Regions from separate parts of the Homo sapiens genome. Here region 1 is linked to region 2. Evidence: chromatin contacts called from ENCODE Hi-C or POLR2A ChIA-PET data. All regions are on one chromosome and are shown on one strand. Each heading gives the region's core, a stretch centred on a gene start or an enhancer-like site at or near the end of the contact. The rest is flanking DNA. Distances are from core to core; before and after follow the strand shown.

Region 1 (3,340 bases), core at 782-3,281, 52 kb after region 2:
CATTCCATTAATATGTTGTATCATGTTTATTGATTGACTTATGTTGAACTATCTTTGCATCTCGGGGATAACTGCCACGTGATCATGGTGAATGATCCTTTTAATATACTGCTGAATTTAGTTTCGTTGTATTTTGTTGAGAATTTTTGCATCTATATTCTTCAAAGCTTTTGGCCTATAATTTTCTTTTAATGTGGTGCCAGTATCTGGCTTTGAAATCAGGGTAATACTGGCCTTATGAAATGAATTTGGAAATATTTCCTTTTCTTTAATTTTTTAGAAGAGTTTGGGGAGAATTAGTATTCATTATTTAAATGTTTAGTAGAATTCTGGTGAAAGAACATCCAGTCCTGTGCTTTTATTTTGTGGGAGATTTTGTTATTAATAATTCAACCTTCTTAAACAGACTCATCAATGGTCTGTTCATGTTTGTTATTTCTTCTTATTTAGTCTGGGTAGGTTATATGTTTTTAGAAATTTATCTACCCATTTCTTCTAGGATATACAATTTTTGGAGATATAGTATCTTTTGATCCTTTGTGTTTCTATGATAGTTGTAATATCTCTTCTTTATTTCAGATTTTATTTATGAGTCTTGTCTCTTTTTTTAAGTTAGTCTGGGTAAAATTTCATTGATTTTTTTTATCTTTTCAAAAAGCAACTTTTAATTTTACTGATCTATTGTTCTTCTAGTGTCTATTTATTTCTACTAAGATCTTTATTATTTACCTCATTCTAATGACTTTGGGCTTAGTTTGTTCTCTTTTTTTTCTAGAGCTTTGAAATGTAACATTGATTTACTTATTTAAGATCTTTCTTTTTTTTGAGTTAGGTATTCATTGCTGTAAATTTCCTTCTTCAAACTGTTTGTGCCACATCCCATGAGTTTTGGCAAGTTGTATTTTCATTTTTATTCATCTCAACATATTTTTAATTTTTCCTTATAATATCCTTTAACTCATTTGTTGTTTTGGTGTAAGTATTTGTGAATTTTCCAAAATTTCCATGCATTTATCATTTTTCCAAAATTCCTCCTGTTATGATTTCTAGTTTTATTCCATTGTGGTCATAAACGATACTTGGTTTGCTTCTTAAATTTGTTAAGACTTCTTTTGTGTTTTAATATATTATCTATACTGAAGAATGTTCCATGCATAGTTAAGACTATGTATTATGTAGATATTTGATGAAATATTCTATATATATCTGTTAAGTTCATTTGTCCTAGAATATAATTTATGTCCAATGTTTTCATATTGATTTGCTGTTTGGATGATCTGTCCATTGCTGAAAGTGAGGTGGTGAAGTCCTCTACTATTATTGCTTTGCAGTTTATCTTGCTGTTTAGATCTATTAATTTTTATTTTATATATTCAGGTGTATACATATTGAGGGCATACATATATTTAAAATTTACAGTTGTTATATCCTAGGCTTTGGGTTTCACCAGGGTTTTACAACCTCCTACTTGAATCCCAATGCTCCCACAAAGATACTTTTGCCCATAGGTGGGTGGAGAATTCTTGCTGTTGTTAGGATATGAGCTGGTGACCTCCTATTTTGCCTTTGTGCCTATGTTATTTGGATGCTGTGTTAATGCATTCCTTACTGACTGCCTTCCTTTCCCTTCCCTGTTTCACTTCCTGACTACTAAATACCCACTAAACATCTGCACGTTTCCCCCCACCCCCTACTACCCTTCCGAGCCTTCCTTAACCATTCTTCTACTCTCTGTCTCCATGAGTTCAATTGTTTTGATTTTTAGATCTTTTAGATCTTTCGGTCTTTTAGATCTTTTAGGTCTTTCAAATGAATGAGGACATGCAATGTTTGTTTTTCTGTGCCTGGCTTATTTTACTTATCATAATGATCTCCACTTCCATCCATGTTGCCAGGGATGACTTTCCAAATAAACTACTTGCATTTGTGTATTTGCCACAGGGTTGGCTTCTGGAGGAAGCCAAACTAATAAAATTACTATTGGAACTAAACATAAGAAGCAAATTCCCAGGATAGAACTCTGAAATTGAATCACCTCATTCACTGGCCAGAAGTCTATAAGAAGATAATTTTGTGATGAGTCATGGCATGCTGTTATAAAGCTATTAAAATGACTCATAATTGTAAACACGAGTAAAGTAAGGAGCACTGGCTTTTGCAATGTCTCCTGTCTCCAGCATCTGTTAGATATAAGGGCAATGGTGATTTTAAGACAAAAAAAAATTAGCTGGTTGTTTATTGCTATTGAAGCACAGCCAGAAGAAAATAACAACTATGATGCAAAAGCCAGAAGACTCCCCTGGCCTTGTTTAAAGAATTGTTCTTTGCAGCAGAGAACTGACTATATGGAAAATCACAGCTAGTTACTCACTTAAGGAAGTTGTGCTTCCCAACCCTTTATAATTCAGTTTTCCTGAACTACTGGTCTTGTTGCTGGAGTAGAGAAGATGTTGCCTCTATTGTGGGGCACAAATATGATTCCACCAATCTCAATATGACTTTTACCTGATCAATTTGGATACTTTATGGAAGCAGATAAGAAAACAAAGGAGTTACTATACCACCTAGGAAAAATTACCTTGGTTTTTAGGAAAAGATACAATCTCTGACATATAATAGGATTAAGAATGTGTATATCAGTAACTCAGGGGATTCATTAATGTGCTTTGAATAGATCCATGCCTGGTGATAACTGTAGGTAGAATATTGTGGTAGCCATGGCTTGACAAGAGTAGAGTAGCCAGGAGCCCAAACTCCTCAGGGATGTAGATTTGAGTTACTCCACTGGACAAGCAACCTAAAGCAACAAAAATGCTTGTGAAGGGTGAGAAGAATCTAGAATGGATAATAGAGAAGACAGATGATTTACATCATATGTGACCTTGATAACAACTGCAGCAGTGTGAATGTAGCTTGTTACGTGAACCCTCCAGACAGAGTCAATTTTTTATAAAGAAATTGTGGTTAGCCACTACCTTGAATAATCAATGGCAGGATGAAATAAAGTTAATGTGGGGCATGGATGAACTAGGTGCTGCAAGTGCCTTCATCATTTCCATATACATTGGCCCATCATCCCAATGTCAGCCCCTGCCTTAATTTGTCTGGGGGCTTTTACTTACCTTGGGAACCTAATCTGTTGACCACAGGTCAGGCTATAAGGGAGTATTTAACATATACTTTTGATACAGAAGCAACTCTCAACCTAAGACTTCTGGGTTGGTAGATAAATACACTAGAACCTTAACTCATCCTTGGATGGGAAATGCTAAAAGGTATGCTCTATGCTGACTTCTAGAGTTCTCCAGTGAAATTGAAAATGAGTTGCCTGTAGTGATAA
Region 2 (3,099 bases), core at 232-2,731:
AAGGAAATATCGTGCTTTCATCAGGTCTCTCCAAGCAGCTTTGTTTTCTGGTGGAGCTATCATCAGTTCAGTGATGTGCCACTTAGTATTTGATTTTCTTCCTTCACTGACTTGTTTCCCTTTCCACTTCAGTTTTGGTCACAAAAATTGTATTTTCTCCTTAGGAAAACATCAGTATATAAGGTTTATCTCAGTATATGCAATCTAGGAACTACCTTATCACAACACGATTTCAGTATTTCTCCAACACTCCTCATCCCCATTTTGCTTTTTCTTTTTAACAAACAGTATCTAATACACTATGCTGTGCATTTTATTTTTTAAGTCCTTTTTACTGTCTATATCCTGTCACTAGGATGTAGTTTCTATGAAGGCATACACATTTGTTTTCATTGGATTTTTTTCACTACTCTACCTAAAATCCTAGAACAGTTTCTGGCACATAGTATGCCCTCAATTCACCTTTTGAATGAGTGAATTTATTAACGTTGCACCTTACATCTTCACTTCTTAAAACTGTGAAGCGTTTTTTGTTCCCCAGTGCCTCAGTCACTTTCTTGACAATATTTCACGAAATAGAATTAATGCTTGCAGAGTTTTATATAACTTTTAGTAAATTTCTCTAGAGATTGGATTCTTTAAAGCTGAAATTCTGCCCTCAGATTCCATACTTTTCTCATTTCAGCCACCAGTCCCAGTACCCTAAATTTGACGTTCCTTCTGCCTGACTCACCTGACCCTCACTGCCTGCTGTTGCATATTGCTATGCCTCTTCTTCTATTTATTCCATTGCCCTGAGTGTGCAAACCAGCACATGCTCCATGCTTGTCTCTCCATGTGGCTCGGCTTAGTGTTAAGAAAACCCTTGGGCCCCTGTTCCCTCTTCTAACAGTGTTGCTATTATTAATGAGCAAATAGGATTCACTTTAAAAGTTATAAAAATGACTGGTGAGGGAATTTCAAGAAGATAGCAAAACAAACAAAGGAGATTAAATTGGTGATTGATTAATTGGCAAAGGGTGACACAAATAAACTTACCTGCTTTCTTATTTATGTAAATCAAAAAGAATGATTAAAATAACACTATAACAATACATAATTTAAGAATACATATATCAGGAAAAAATGAATTAATAAAATATCCAGGCATAGTTTTTAAAAATCATATGATCTGATATTTATAATATCACTTTAGGCAGGCCACAACAGTAAACAAAAATGTGTTTACATTGATGACAACAGCAAATGAGACACAGAAACATGGAGAAATCTCACTCCAATAATTCTTAGAAGTCATTAGAAAGACTACACAAAGCACCAGAATGGACATAAAAATCAGTCACCACTAATGAATGGAACTTTCAAAAGGAAAGTAGACATAACAGAAAGACATTACAGTAGACATAACAGAAAGACATAGCAGAAATCCATTACATGACTGTACAATGAGCTGTTTTAAATGCTTAATCATGATAGTAAAATGCATATACCAGCTGAGGTACCCTTCCTTTGAGTGCCAAATTAAATCAGCTTGAATCATAGTGCATGTGAATGAGTGCCTGGGGATTTTTCAGTCATCCTGGAGATTGGGGTATGGAAGGTAGTAGGAAGGTAGTGAAGGGAGGATGGTGTTTGAGCCACTTCTAATTCTACATTACTGCTGCTTTTAAATTAATGAGTGGATCGCCTTATCTCCCACACTGTGTACACATTCTGTCACTGATGATTCAAGATGAGACACAGAAACCTTCTCCTTGATTTCTCTTGGTAAAATTACTCATCCAAGGCATGTATGCAGTGTGTGTGTGTGTGTGTGTGTGTGTGTGTGTGTGTGTGTGTGTGTGTGTGTGTAGCAGAACTTCATTTAGTTTTAGGGTACTTGCAGACTTATCCATTATCAGATTGCTTGATGTTCTTTTTTTTCTATAAATAATCCATTCACATATTTCCTTCCTCTACAATTCTCTGGGGTTTCACCTCTCTCAAGATCTCCGAAACTCAGCGCTACAGTCTTCATTTCATATAGCAATTTAACTTCCACTCATACACTCTATGGTTGCTCACTTTTATGTTTCATGGAACTCATCAATGTTTTGTACAAATAATGAATCATCAGCCACAGGACACAAACTAACTGAGATTTTCAATGTTCACCTTTCCTTTTCCATTATTCACCAACCTGCTTGATGGGAAGTGAATAAATACAAAGATTTATATCACCAAGCCCATTAATTACAGTATCCACTTAAATGACAGAACTAGATATATTTAGCTTAAAACACTGTTTCTCTCTCTATTTAATAGCAGTCCTGACATTTAACAAAGCTTCATTCTTAGTAGTAATGATGACTAGAGTAGTTAATGAGCACCTTCTCTGAACCAGGCACTGCTAAGTACAATATATTCATAAGTAAAACTATTAATGGTATTTTACAGATGAGAAAACCATGACTTAAGGATGTTAACTTGCCTCCCTTCACTTAGATTTTAATTATTCTGCCTGTGATCCAAACCCATGGAACCTGATCCTCAAACACATATTCTTAACCATTACATTGTATTACATTTGCTGATTAAGAAGAAATGTGGAGATGCTTACTTGTTTGAGATCATTAATAAGAAATTATTTTTTCCAGGCGCTGTGGCTCACGCCTGTAATCCGAGCACTTTGGGAGGCAGAGGCGGGCAGATCACGAGGTCAGGAGATCTAAACCATCCTGGCTAACACGGTGAAACCCCGCCTCTACTAAAATTCCAAAAAATTAGCCAAGCGTGGTGGCATGCGCCTGTAGTCCCAGCTACTTGGGAGGCTGAGGCAGGAGAATTCCATGAATATGGGAGGTGGAGGTTGCAGTGAGCCGAGATCGCGCCACTGCACTCCAGCCTGGGCGACAGAGCGAGACTCCATCTCAAAATAAATAAATAAATAAATAAATAAATAAATGCAAAGTATTTCCGAACAAAACCCAAGGTGTTCCCAACTTTGTTACTTTAGCATGCTCACTATATAGTATTTCACTGCTAAATCTCTAGAGTTGTGGATGTCTTTTTTTCAATAATGATAAAGTTTAACTTTTTTCTCATTTGCTCACTCTGGGA

Evidence for each region. A loop is a pair of places that touch in the nucleus more often than their neighbours do. ChIA-PET counts read pairs that join two places held with the same protein, here RNA polymerase II (POLR2A). Pooled maps may share reads with other maps.
Region 1: a loop to region 2 is called in a map of PC-3, with 7 times the contacts of the local background. The contact joins two enhancer-like sites. A Hi-C loop is called at or near these places in 2 of 168 maps with a recorded cell type or tissue (PC-3 and endothelial cell of hepatic sinusoid) and 2 of 50 pooled maps. POLR2A ChIA-PET finds 5 or more read pairs at or near these places in 1 of 52 experiments (naive thymus-derived CD4-positive, alpha-beta T cell).

Annotation. Positions count from the first base shown.
Region 1 is chr14:42,191,205-42,194,544 of GRCh38, forward strand. No RefSeq gene overlaps it. Among named protein-coding and RNA genes, the nearest start is that of LRFN5, 590 kb to the left of the region's middle. RefSeq lists a silencer at 1,482-1,776. Within about 2 kb of position 2,032, at least 7 of the 41 ENCODE cell types and tissues checked have a DNase peak (open chromatin) inside an H3K27ac peak, as active enhancers do; they include PC-3, where a contact is called at or near this core.
Region 2 is chr14:42,139,455-42,142,553 of GRCh38, forward strand. No RefSeq gene overlaps it. Among named protein-coding and RNA genes, the nearest start is that of LRFN5, 530 kb to the left of the region's middle. Within about 2 kb of position 1,482, at least 2 of the 41 ENCODE cell types and tissues checked have a DNase peak (open chromatin) inside an H3K27ac peak, as active enhancers do; they include PC-3, where a contact is called at or near this core.